Linked DNA regions of Mus musculus: region 2 is linked to region 1. The links are chromatin contacts, found by POLR2A ChIA-PET in ENCODE. All regions are on one chromosome and are shown on one strand. Each heading gives the region's core, a stretch centred on a gene start or an enhancer-like site at or near the end of the contact. The rest is flanking DNA. Distances are from core to core; before and after follow the strand shown. Region 1 holds the start of Rbm25 (RNA binding motif protein 25). Region 2 holds the start of Riox1 (ribosomal oxygenase 1).

Region 1 (6,366 bases), core at 2,792-5,291:
ACCAAGTGAGCAGGAAGTAGCAACCACTTTGGACTCATTGGTAACACATATGCGTATCAGAGGATGGGAAATAAATCCAACCAAAATTCAAGGACCATCTACCTCAGTGAAATTCTTAGGAGTCCAGTGGTGTGGGGCATGCAGAGATATTCCTTCTAAGGTGAAAGATAAGTTATTGCACCTGGCCCCTCCTACAACCAAGAAAGAAGCACAACGTTTAGTGGGTCTATTTGGATTCTGGAGACAACACATCCCTCACTTGGGTGTGTTACTTAGGCCTATTTACCAAGTGACTCGGAAAGCTGCTAGCTTTGTGTGGGGCCTGGAACAGGAGAAGGCCCTTCAACAGGTCCAGGCTGCTGTGCAGGCTGCTCTACCACTTGGACCATATGACCCAGCAGATCCGATGGTACTTGAGGTGTCTGTGGCTGATAGAGATGCTGTTTGGAGCCTCTGGCAGGCCCCTGTAGGTGAATCACAGAAAAGGCCTTTGGGATTTTGGAGCAAAGCTCTACCATCATCTGCAGACAACTATTCTCCCTTTGAAAAACAGCTCTTGGCCTGCTATTGGGCCTTAGTGGAAACTGAACGTCTGACAATAGGACACCAAGTCACTATGCGACCTGAACTACCCATCATGAGCTGGGTACTATCAGACCCTGCAAGTCATAAAGTGGGACGTGCACAGCAGCAGTCTATTATCAAATGGAAGTGGTATATACGTGATCGGGCCAGAGCAGGTCCTGAAGGCACAAGCAAGTTACATGAAGAAGTTGCTCAAATGCCTATGGTTTCTACTCCTGTTACAATGCCATCTGCTGCCAAGCATGCACCTATAGCCTCATGGGGTGTTCCCTATGATCAACTGACCGAAGAGGAGAAGACTAGAGCCTGGTTTACTGATGGCTCTGCACGTTATGCAGGCACCACCCAGAAGTGGACAGCTGCAGCATTACAACCCCTTTCTGGGACAACCTTGAAAGACACAGGTGAAGGGAAATCTTCACAGTGGGCAGAACTTCGGGCAGTACACATGGTATTACAGTTTGTTTGCAAGAAGAAATGGCCAGATGTACGATTATACACTGACTCATGGGCTGTAGCCAATGGATTGGCTGGATGGTCAGGGACTTGGAAAGATCACAATTGGAAAATTGGTGAGAAAGACATCTGGGGAAGAAGTATGTGGATAGATCTCTCCAAATGGGCAAAGGATGTGAAGATATTTGTGTCCCATGTAAATGCTCACCAAAAGGTGACTTCAGCTGAGGAGGAGTTCAATAATCAAGTGGATAAGATGACCCGTTCTGTGGACAATCAGCCTCTCTCCCCAGCCATCCCTGTCATTGCTCAATGGGCACATGAACAAAGTGGCCATGGTGGTCGAGATGGAGGTTATGCTTGGGCTCAGCAACATGGGCTTCCACTCACCAAGGCTGACCTGGCTACAGCTGCTGCTGATTGCCAGATCTGCCAACAGCAGAAACCAACACTGAGCCCCAGATATGGCACCATTCCTCGAGGTGACCAGCCAGCAACCTGGTGGCAGGTTGACTACATTGGACCACTTCCTTCGTGGAAAGGACAGCGTTTTGTTCTTACTGGAGTAGATACTTATTCTGGTTATGGATTTGCCTTTCCTGCACGTAATGCCTCTGCTAAAACCACCATTCACGGACTGACAGAATGCCTCATCTATCGTCATGGTATTCCACACAGTATTGCTTCTGACCAAGGAACTCATTTCACAGCCAGAGAAGTACGACAGTGGGCTCACGATCATGGAATTCACTGGTCTTACCACATTCCCCATCATCCTGAAGCAGCTGGGCTGATAGAAAGATGGAATGGCCTTTTGAAGACGCAGTTACAGCGCCAATTAGGTGGTAACAGCTTGGAAGGCTGGGGCAGAGTTCTTCAGAAGGCAGTATATGCTTTGAATCAGCGCTCGATATATGGTACAGTTTCACCCATAGCCAGGATTCATGGGTCCAGGAATCAAGGGGTGGAAAAAGGAATAGTTCCACTTACTATCACTCCTAGTGACCCTCTAGGAAAATTTTTGCTTCCTGTCCCCATAACTCTAGGTTCTGCTGGCCTAGAAGTTTTGGCTCCAGAGAGGGGAGTGCTCCTACCAGGAGCTACAACAAACATTTCATTGAACTGGAAGCTCAGACTTCCCCCTGGTCATTTTGGGCTTCTAATGCCCTTAAACCAACAGGCTAAAAAAGGAATAACAGTGTTAGGAGGGGTGATAGATCCAGATTACCATGGGGAAATTGGATTACCTCTTCACAATGGTGGTAAGCAAGATTATGTCTGGAGTGCAGGAGATCCCTTAGGGCGTCTCTTAGTACTACCATGTCCTGTGATTAAAGTCAATGGGAAACTACAACAGCCTAATCCAAGCAGGATGACAAAGGACGCAGACCCATCAGGAATGAAGGTATGGGTCAATCCTCCAGGAAAAGAGCCAAGACCTGCTGAGGTGCTGGCTGAAGGTGAAGGAAATACAGAATGGGTAGTAGAGGAAGGTAGTTATAAATACCAATTAAGGCCACGTAACCAGTTGCAGAAACGAGGATTATAAAGTAATATGAATGCCCATTGTAAATTTACTAATGCGTTTGCGATTGTACGAGGGATAGTTATATCATGTTAGGCGTATTTACAACCTTGTTATTGTTTCATGTGAACATGAGATATTATTTGTGTCAAGTTGACAAGGGGTGGATTGTAGTGGCTATTCCTGGTTGTCAACTTGACAATATTTGGAATGAACTACAATTCGGAATTGGAAGGCTCACCAGTGACCCTTATCTGGAGGCTTGGAGATCCTTATCTGGATCTTGGTTTGAAGATCTTGAGCCATAGTGGCTATGGATTCCAGAAGATTGAATCTCCGAGTTAAGGAACACACCTTTAATCTGGGCTATGCCTTTCATCTGGGATTAAAGGTGTGGTGGAACACACCTTTAATCTGGGCTACACCTTTTGCTGGAGACAATATAAGGACATTGGAAGAAGGGAGTCTAGCTCTAGCTCTTGCTCTTGCTCCTTCGCCTGCTTGCTGCGTGAGACTGAGTAACTGCTAGATCCTTGGACTTCCATTCACAGCTGCGACTGAACCATTGTTGGGAATTGGGCTGCCGACTGTAAGTCATCAATAAATTCCTTTACTATTTAGAAATTATCCATAAGTTCTGTGACTCTAGAGAACCCTGACTAATACACTAACCAACCAAGGTTTGCTATTTGTTATCCCAGGACTCCAGCTCTCCCAGGACAGGAATAAATCTCACTCTCCACCTTCAGAGAGACAAGCTCCTTGTAAACGAATTATAAAATCCTTCTGAGTAACAGGAAACAAAAGCAGCAGATACTGCTTATAAATTCCATAATTTGGATAACCCAGTAATTTGTGAGTATTCATTTTCACTGTTTTAGTATTTTTAGTCATTCGCACACTGCGGAAAGTTGCATTAAATATTCTTACAGGTTTCTGAAGATACCAAGCATCTAGTTACCTCTTTGACCCTGTTACCTCGCCTAAGATATAGTGTGTGTACGCACAAAAAGTCCAAAAAACCCAATATAGCCGTTGCCAGTTATTTCTTGGTGTGAGCAGTACTTTGCGAAGAACAAATGACATCTGGGCTTTCTATTGAGGTTCTCGGTCCCGCCCAGGTATCAGGTCATCGAACCTCCAAGAATCAGGAGACCAAGGTTCTAATTCCTGGAAAACGAACTACCAAAAAATGTGAGAAAACCTGTAACAAGCCCCGCGCGAGTAACCAGCCGGAACCTTGACCTCAAGATGGCGTCGCACAGTCATAAGATTCAATCGGCTCCAATCAAAAATGGCAGGGTGGGTGGTAATTTACAGCTCGAGCCTCTCTAGGTCCCACTAGACAATCCCACTCTATGGTCATCCCTCTGTACTTAATGAGTCAGAGGCGACGGCGGAGACTATCTAGGCATCACCTTCTCTATGGTTATCCCTTTCCACGCCTCCTGGCGCAGTGCACGCCGGGCAAGAGGAAGCCCTCCAGGAGCTCCCCGCGCAGCGCGGCTGTGTTTTGCGGCCTAGGCGAGTAGGCGCTTCGGAACCAGTCTCTAGAGTCGGGCGGCGCGCAGACACCTCGAACCGGTGGAGCCCCACTCCATCACCTGACGCCCAGAGGCCGCGAAGACAGTACCGTTTTCTTAGCGGCGGGTGAGTCCACGCTTCCGAACGCGTGAGGAAACCGCTCGACCTGCTACCTCAGCTGCGGGAGGAGGAGGCGGCGGCGGAGAAGCCAGGGCCGCTGTGGAGGCCCAGCGGGGTGGGGGGTGGGGGGGGGTGGGGAGACGGGGCGGGGTGGGGGAGGGGACGGGCACGCGGCTCGGGCTTCTCTTCCCCTCCAAGGCCTCGGAAAAACCAGTGAACCAGGAGCCCGGGGAGGCCGGGCCCACGGCCGGAGCGGTCCTCCGGGAATTTTATTTTATTTTTTGTCGCCCACTTTGTCTATTGGCTTCCGTTTCAGTTTGGGAGCGAATCGCCTCGGGCCCTGACGGGGCTCCTGTCTTAGCCAGGGCTAGGATCGGTCGGCCCGGAGGCCCTTGTCTCCTCGGGGCCTCCAGAGCCACCTCTCAGTAGGTTTCCGGGGCCGAGGACTCAAGTGCCTCCAGGCTGCGCCTTGAAAGTAGCCTGCGCCCACTCTTGGAGCGAGGTGCGGGCCACCAACGGATTTCTTTTCTGTCTGGTAGTCTAGTGCCAGCCGCCAAAAGAACGGGCCCCACCCCTCCTTGAGTTTATCGAGTGGCCACTTTTTTGGTTTTAAAGCACCTTTCCTGCTTGTTGGAGCTAGTGATGAGTTTCACCGTCTGATCCCCTTTCCGATTGGGAGGGATGCTGTAAAGGATCTCTCCATTCATTCTAGGCGGCACCAGCCTTCTTCATATTAAAATATGCTGCCCTCCTTTTGTTTTCAGTATTGATTTTTAAATACAGTTTTCGAAATAAGAGTATGAAGGTTATCTTGAAGTTATGTAATAATGGATTTATATTGACGTGGAAATGCCATTTTGATACAGGTCAGAGTAAAGCCGACCAAAAGGAGGGAAAAGATTGGGCTTCTCTTGTATCATAGTGCTTTAGTGAAATAAGGTGAATCAGGTAGAGGCAGTATTGTATAAACAGTTTTTTTGTGTGTTGTCTGTGAGCACCCTCAATTTCAGTTTCTCTTCAGTTTAAAAATCTCTTGTTTTTTTTCCCCACAAGTAAGAGGGTCGCTGTATGATATTGATTCTTGTAAGCCTGTATATAGATTTAAGAAAGGTTGATAGTTTAACGGGGAGTATTCACACCACGAATGTAATTTTGTGAGAACTTTAATTTTTTTATAAAAGATATTTCAAAGAGTTCAGTGTTCTCATAAGACATTCAATTGCTCAGTTGTGATTCAAGCAGACAATGTGCTTATTAAACTTTTTTAAGTCTTGATTTTCTTCATCAGTAAAATGAGAGTTACATTTCGATCCACTTCACAGGTTGGACTTTGGGACTGGAAAAAATGTATGTAAAATGCTCACTAAAATTTTGTATAACATGATGTTGGCTTATACTAATAAATGGTGTTACTTAAGAATTAAGAGTCAGACGTTTCAGAGACTTTTTACATTTCTTCCTGTGTACTTAGAGTAGACTTTAACATATTTAAGCTCCTTACTTTCTCCACTGGTAGGGAATTGAGACCTTGTGGTTTCATGAAACTTTTGAATTGGTAATTTCTCAGTGGGGAACTTTGGAGTCTACACCCACTTACTGTGTTTCCCTGAACAAATTAGCTTCTTGGATACAGACGGTAACCCTTGTACACCAAGGAATCTAGGAGAGAAAAAGGATATTGAGGACTTTTACAAGGAAAAAACATGTTGGCATCAAGTCATTCTGGGATTATCTCTTTTTTGTGTGTGAGGAAGGTGTCACAAAAGTATTTTCTGCTAAGAATTTTAAATATATTTTGTGTGGATGGGTTGATTGGGTGTTTTGCTTCCATATATGTTTGTATACTGTATTTGTGCCTGGTGAGGCCAGAGGCCAGGAAAGGATCTCCAAGAACTGGAATTTTAAAATGGCAGTGAAACACCATATGGGTTCTGGGAATGAAACCTAGGTCCTCCGGAAGAGCAGTAAGTTTTTGTAACTGCTGCGCTATCTTCTTCCTTTCTTTTGGTAGGATACCAAAAAACTTCTAGGGAAAAAAATAGTGTTTTGCATTTAGCCATTGTGTATTAATAATTTTGGCTAATAGATCTATTCTGTGATTATCTTTTTATTGCAATGCTGTGTCTGAATGAAGATACACACACTTGTGCGTGTTA
Region 2 (6,060 bases), core at 2,553-5,052, 320 kb after region 1:
CAGTGATTATCGATAACGGCATTTTGTCCTCCAAAGTTTATACTTGGATTTACCAATAATAATCACTGTTGTATTACCATGGTATCATGGTTCTACCATTCATCCATATTATATATAGATGTATGTAGGAACACATAAATACAGACATATGCTGGCACATGTAACCCCTAGACAAATCCTGATGTAATTCTTATTTTGCCTGATTTCCCTCTCCCTAACTTCATTCATAAAAATACTGCAGAGCTGAGTGTGGCTCTTGCCTGTAATCTCAGCACTGAGGAAGCTGAGGCAAACGGATTTCCATGACTTTGAGGTCAGCCTGGCTACACGGTGAATTCCAAGCCAATAAGAGCCTATTTCACCACAGCAACCGCCCCCCACCCCAATATATTTAAGGACATCATTTCAAATCACTCAGTGCTACACACGTTCGGAGATCGTTATTAATAGCTGCTTCTGTGGTGAGAACTAAGCAGGGCCACAGGAGAAGAGATGGAAGTAGAGATAAGTCAGATCCCAAAGGGCAACTCCCAGCTTCACGGGAAATGAGAAGACAGAGATAGCAGCAAGACTCTTTATTTAAGGAAATCGCAACGTGTTCAAAAAAAGAAAAGGATGAGGTCACAGGAAAAACTGGGAGGAGAAGATATTTGTATAGCATGCGGAAATGACAAAGAGAGTCTTCTAGTAGCTAAACACTAGCTCCTCAGCTTTATAAGCAGAGAAGCCCAACACAACCCCAAGTCCACTACAGGCTGTGCCCGTTGTCACCCGGAACCCCCCTTCTTTTTGAAAAGATAATTTAATTCAAATTATCAAATGTGTCAAATATGACCTGCCCTTTGTCTGTATCTATCTACCCAAGCAATCCTAATACCAGGATGCTCTCAGTACACACAGCCTTTATGTCAACAAGGAAGGAAGTTCTTCGGGCTGGGGAGTGGCTCAGTGGGTAGAGCGCTCACTGTGCAGGCATGGTGACCTGAGTTTGGAAGCCTACTGCCCATGTGCAAAGCCAGGCTTGTACTCCCAGCACTGGGGAGGCAAAGACAGGAGGATTTCTAAGCTTACTAGCGAGCCAGACTGCCCAAGCCCTGAGCTTCAGGTTCAGTGAGAGATCTTGTCCCCAAAGAGGACACCTGCCATTGATCTCTGGCATCCACATACATGTGTGAGTGTAGACACACACACACACACACACACACACACACACTTTAAAAAGGAAGAAGGGGCCCGGAGGTTTGGCTCAGTCATTAAAAGCATTAATTTCTCTTTCAGGGACCCAGGTTTGATTCCCAGCATCCTAGCTAAAAACTTGGCAGATCAAAACTAGCTATAACTCCAGTTCCAAGAGGGATCTGATACCCTCTTCTAGTTATATATGGTCCATGGACATGCAAACAAGCAAAACACCCATACACATACAATGAATCTCAAAAAACCTTTTAAATTAAATTTAAAAAACAACAACAGTGGTTATTAAAAAGGGAAGGCTATGCCTCCTGAGACTCCTTCTGGCAGACCCCTGTAGCCTCCTTGTAGGGCACAGAACTTGGGATGACACTGGAGGCTTTTTTTTTTTTTTTTTTTTTTTTTTTGGTTTTTCGAGACAGGGTTTCTCTGTGTAGCCCTGGCTGTCCTGGAACTCACTCTGTAGACCAGGCTGGCCTCGAACTCAGAAATCTGCCTGCCTCTGCCTCCCGAGTGCTGGGATTAAAGGCGTGCGCCACCACGCCCGGCTGACACTGGCGGCTTTAAGACCCCACTCCCAGTGCTGGGCAGACCCTTCACAACCTCCCATGATGGCTTTATCTGATATGGATAGCTCCTCTATTAGGTTTGTTACAGTAACTTTCCCCTAGCTTTGACAAAAAAATACCTGAAAAGATATTTCCAATTCAAGGGAGGATTTATGCGAACCTACGTTCCCTCGTGGTAGGGTAGAAGAGGCCGCAGGAGCAGGTCGCAGCCAGTCACACTTCACCCTCACTCAGAGCAGAGAATAAAGACGCTGTGCAGATCGCTTGCTTGCTTTCCCCTCTTACCCACTCCAGGACGCCAGCCCATGGGATGGATGGTACTGCTCACTTTTACAGCGGGTCTTCCTACTTCAACCTAAGGTAAACAATCTCTCACAGAGGTGCCCAGAGACTTGCCTCTTTAGTGATTCTAGATCCTGACTGTAGTCATAATGTTATTGTGTACTATGTAAAGATTATTCATGAATTATTCAAATGTGGACTTCTGTACCCCCATATATATTTGCAATCCTTATTCTGAGAATCTCATGTCTCAATGTGGTGAAAAACTTGCTCTACAATAATTCCCTGATTGGTCAGTAAAGAACTGATCAGCCAATGAATGAGCACGAAAGAGAATAGGGCTGGACATTTGCAGAGTTCGAGAGAGGAAGTGGGGATTGGCTGGGAGGAGAGACTCCAAGAGAGATAAGGAAAAGGAGAAAGAAAAAACAAAGAGCAGTCCGGGAGCCCAGAGAACCAGATCAGTACTAAAATGCTGCAAGTATCAGGAAGATTCTGTCGGGAAGGTGCTAGATTAGCATAAAGGATTAAAATAGAGTAACCTGCTCAGTTGTTGTGCCCTTAAAGCTTTTTGAGTAAATATACTAGTCCAGTCTCAATTCTTTGGGAGTTAGCTGGGTTAAGAGGAAAACTGCAACACACTATGTAAAATAACACTAACACCTGTCAAGTTGACAATCGGTGTTAACCATCACAGGTTCCAATCAATTCATTTAAGCTACCTAACTCCCTGAGAAAGTATTGCCATCCTGCCCAATCAAGACCTATGTTCTGCCAGGCATGGTGGTACATACATATGTAAAATACACACACACACACACACACACACACACACACACACACACACACACACACACTCACAAGAATGCTTGCAGAAGCGGTGTCTGCGGGGGGCTAGAGATGATGGTTCAGTGGTTAAAGAGTGTTTACGACTCTATCCAAGGATCAGAGAGAGATTTCCACAAACTACTGTACTAAGAGATTTCTCTGGCCTCCTTGAGACATACACGTACGCATGCACAAACTTTTTAAAAAGTCAGAAGCTTGAAGAAGAGGAGGAGGAGGAGAAACAGCCTATTGCAATGTCATATTGAGAGGCAAGCCCAGGAGTTTGAGGTTAGAAAGGACTATGTAGCAATACACTGACAAAGTGGAGAAGTCCCTAACTTCCTTTTCAGAGGAAGAATATTAATTACAAGCGGCTCACCCTGTAACCTCAGCCTTCCCCGTGCATGAACCACCATACCTGGCAAGGCTTTGTAACTGAGGAGAGAGAGGAAAAAGAAGAGGAGAGGCTTAACAATGAAGTTTTCTGCAGTGAAGAGAGCCAGTAAGAGCTGTGCTTCATACAGAATATCAAACTTTGCCTTCATTCCATTCTACCAGGAAACTGCCTAGGAACAAAAATGCCTACCACAAAAATGAGAAAGCGGACTAAAACAGGAAGCCAGGCTCAGCGCTGCACACCTTTAATCCCAGCAATCGCGAGGCAGAGACAGAAATCTCTGTGAGTTCAAAGCCAACTTGGCTCACCTAATAAGTTCTAGGACTATATAGCTACGGCTTCTGTAGAAAGATTCTGTCCCAGAAAAGCAAAAAAGAGGAATGAAGTTGTTTTCTTTTGAAATGCCTCGTGCCTTCTTTTCTTACACGGAGTCTTTATCTGGTAGAGAATTTTGCCTTGCCAGTGCATACTACCGCGGTTTTAAAAGGTGACAAACCGGGCTAGCTGTAGGACCCAGGAAGACGGTAGGCTTGGCCTACCCAGGGAATGCCGAAGGACTCGCCCCCTTCCCAGAAAGCACCACGGCCGCGGAAGCGTGGGACCCGCCGGCCGCCCCGCTATGGACGAGCTACCGAATGGCAACGGTGCGGCGCTGCTGAAGCGCGGGCGGGGGAGGCGCCGGCGGCACCCGCAGTCGCAGCCCCGCGGCGCGTCGGTCTTGGCCCTGCCCTTGCGGCCCCGGAAGATCCGAAGGCACCGGAAAAGTGCGGCGGCGTCCCGCGTGGCCGCGCTGAGAGCTCGCGCGCTCCGGAGCGAGGACTCGGACTCGAAAGTGGCGGTGGCCTCGGTTCGGGGCAAGCGGAAGAGGCCGGCAGAGCTGCTGGAGGCCTCGCGGTCGGCGGAGCCGCGGCCGGTGTCAGCGCGCCCGAGGTCGGCTTCGGCGACGCTGCCGAGCCGCGTGGAGGGATGGGCTGCGCTCTCCCGGAACCTGGGGACGGCCGCTCCGCCGCCGCCGGGCTCGCACGCGGATGAGCCGGGGCGACCCCGGGCTTCGCCGCTGCAGCAGGTACTGACGGAGCTGAACGGCATCCCCAGCAGCCGGAGGCGCGCCGCCCGCCTCTTCGAGTGGCTCCTGGCGCCCCTGCCTCCGGACCACTTCTACCGGCGGCTGTGGGAGCGGGAGGCGGTGCTGGTGCGGCGGCAGGACCGCAGCTACTACGAGGGTCTCTTCTCCACCGCCGACCTGGACTCGATGCTGCGCTACGAGGACGTGCAATTCGGGCAGCATCTGGACGCCGCGCGCTACGTCGATGGACGGCGGGAGACCTTGAACCCGCCGGGCCGCGCGCTTCCCGCCGCCGCGTGGTCCTTGTACCGAGCCGGCTGCTCCTTGCGCCTCCTGTGCCCGCAAGCCTTCTCGCCCACCGTGTGGCAGTTTCTGGCCGTGCTCCAGGAGCAGTTTGGCAGCATGGCGGGCTCCAACGTCTACCTCACGCCCCCGGACTCGCAGGGCTTTGCTCCTCACTACGATGACATCGAGGCTTTCGTGTTGCAGCTGGAAGGTCGGAAACTCTGGCGCGTCTACCGACCGCGGGACCCGAGTGAGGAGTTGGCCCTGACATCTAGTCCCAACTTCAGCCAGGAGGACCTTGGTGAGCCTGTGCTGCAAACGGTACTGGAACCTGGAGACCTGCTCTATTTTCCTCGGGGCTTCATTCACCAAGCTGAATGTCAGGATGGAGTCCACTCCCTACACCTCACCTTGTCCACCTACCAGCGCAATACATGGGGTGACTTCCTGGAGGCTGTACTGCCTCTGGCAGTGCAAGCGGCCATAGAGGAGAACGTGGAGTTCCGCAGAGGCTTGCCCCGAGACTTCATGGATTACATGGGGGCCCAGCATTCCGACTCTAAGGATCCTAGAAGGACAGCTTTCATGGAAAAGGTGCGGGTCTTGGTTGCTCGCCTGGGACACTTTGCTCCTGTCGATGCTGTGGCTGACCAGAGAGCAAAAGACTTCATTCACGATTCCCTGCCCCCTGTGTTGACCGATAGGGAACGGGCTCTAAGTGTTCACGGGCTCCCAGTTCGCTGGGAGGCTGGAGAACCCGTCAATGTGGGGGCCCAGCTGACAACTGAAACCCAAGTCCACATGCTTCAGGACGGCGTAGCTCGGCTGGTGGGAGAGGGAGGCCGATTGTTCCTGTATCACACGGTGGAAAACTCTCGAGTTTATCACCTAGAGGAACCCAAGTGCTTAGAAATCCACCCCCAGCAAGCCGACGCCATGGAACTCTTGCTTCGCTCCTACCCGGAGTTTGTGAGAGTGGGGGACTTGCCATGTGACAGTGTGGAAGACCAGCTCTCCTTGGCAACCATGTTATATGATAAGGGGCTGCTACTCACCAAGACACCTCTAGTTCCGAGTTAGTTTTTTGAGGATGGCTGGAAAGAGTGCCGTTGCGACTCTCCACTACCGTTGCCTCTCTTTTTAAAGAGGTCGGGTTCTTACCTTGCTAAGCATCAGTATGGTTGTGCTTACCTTTAGGATTTTTTCAGTGTCGCAGACTTCAGGCTGGAGAAGAACCTTTTTACCTAGGTGTAAAAGTAAACACAGGAATTGAAGCTGAGGGGGAAAGTTCGTGGCAGAAGTGGCCCTGACCCCTGTCCTTTCAGAGCACCAGCTTCATTCCCTACAGTGTCCAGTGTACCGGGTAGCATTGGCTGGGCCATTCTGCTGGAGACATTGGGGGTTTTATATGGAAGTTGCTTCCTTGGGTTCTATTTCATCAG

The links. ChIA-PET counts read pairs that join two places held with the same protein, here RNA polymerase II (POLR2A).
Region 2: POLR2A ChIA-PET joins it to region 1 with 10 read pairs in embryonic stem cell. The contact joins the promoter of Riox1 here to the promoter of Rbm25 in region 1. POLR2A ChIA-PET finds 5 or more read pairs at or near these places in 3 of 5 experiments (Patski and embryonic stem cell).

Annotation. Positions count from the first base shown.
Region 1 is chr12:83,628,202-83,634,567 of GRCm38, forward strand. It overlaps Rbm25 (RNA binding motif protein 25), which reads left to right and starts at 4,042. Exons shown (of 19, transcript NM_027349.4): 1 at 4,042-4,216.
Region 2 is chr12:83,946,806-83,952,865 of GRCm38, forward strand. Riox1 (ribosomal oxygenase 1) reads left to right here and starts at 3,803. Exons shown (of 1, transcript NM_023633.3): 1 at 3,803-6,060. The coding sequence starts at 3,887. The coding sequence ends at 5,698. It overlaps Heatr4 (HEAT repeat containing 4), which reads right to left. Exons shown (of 17, transcript NM_001376939.1): 16 at 5,810-5,862.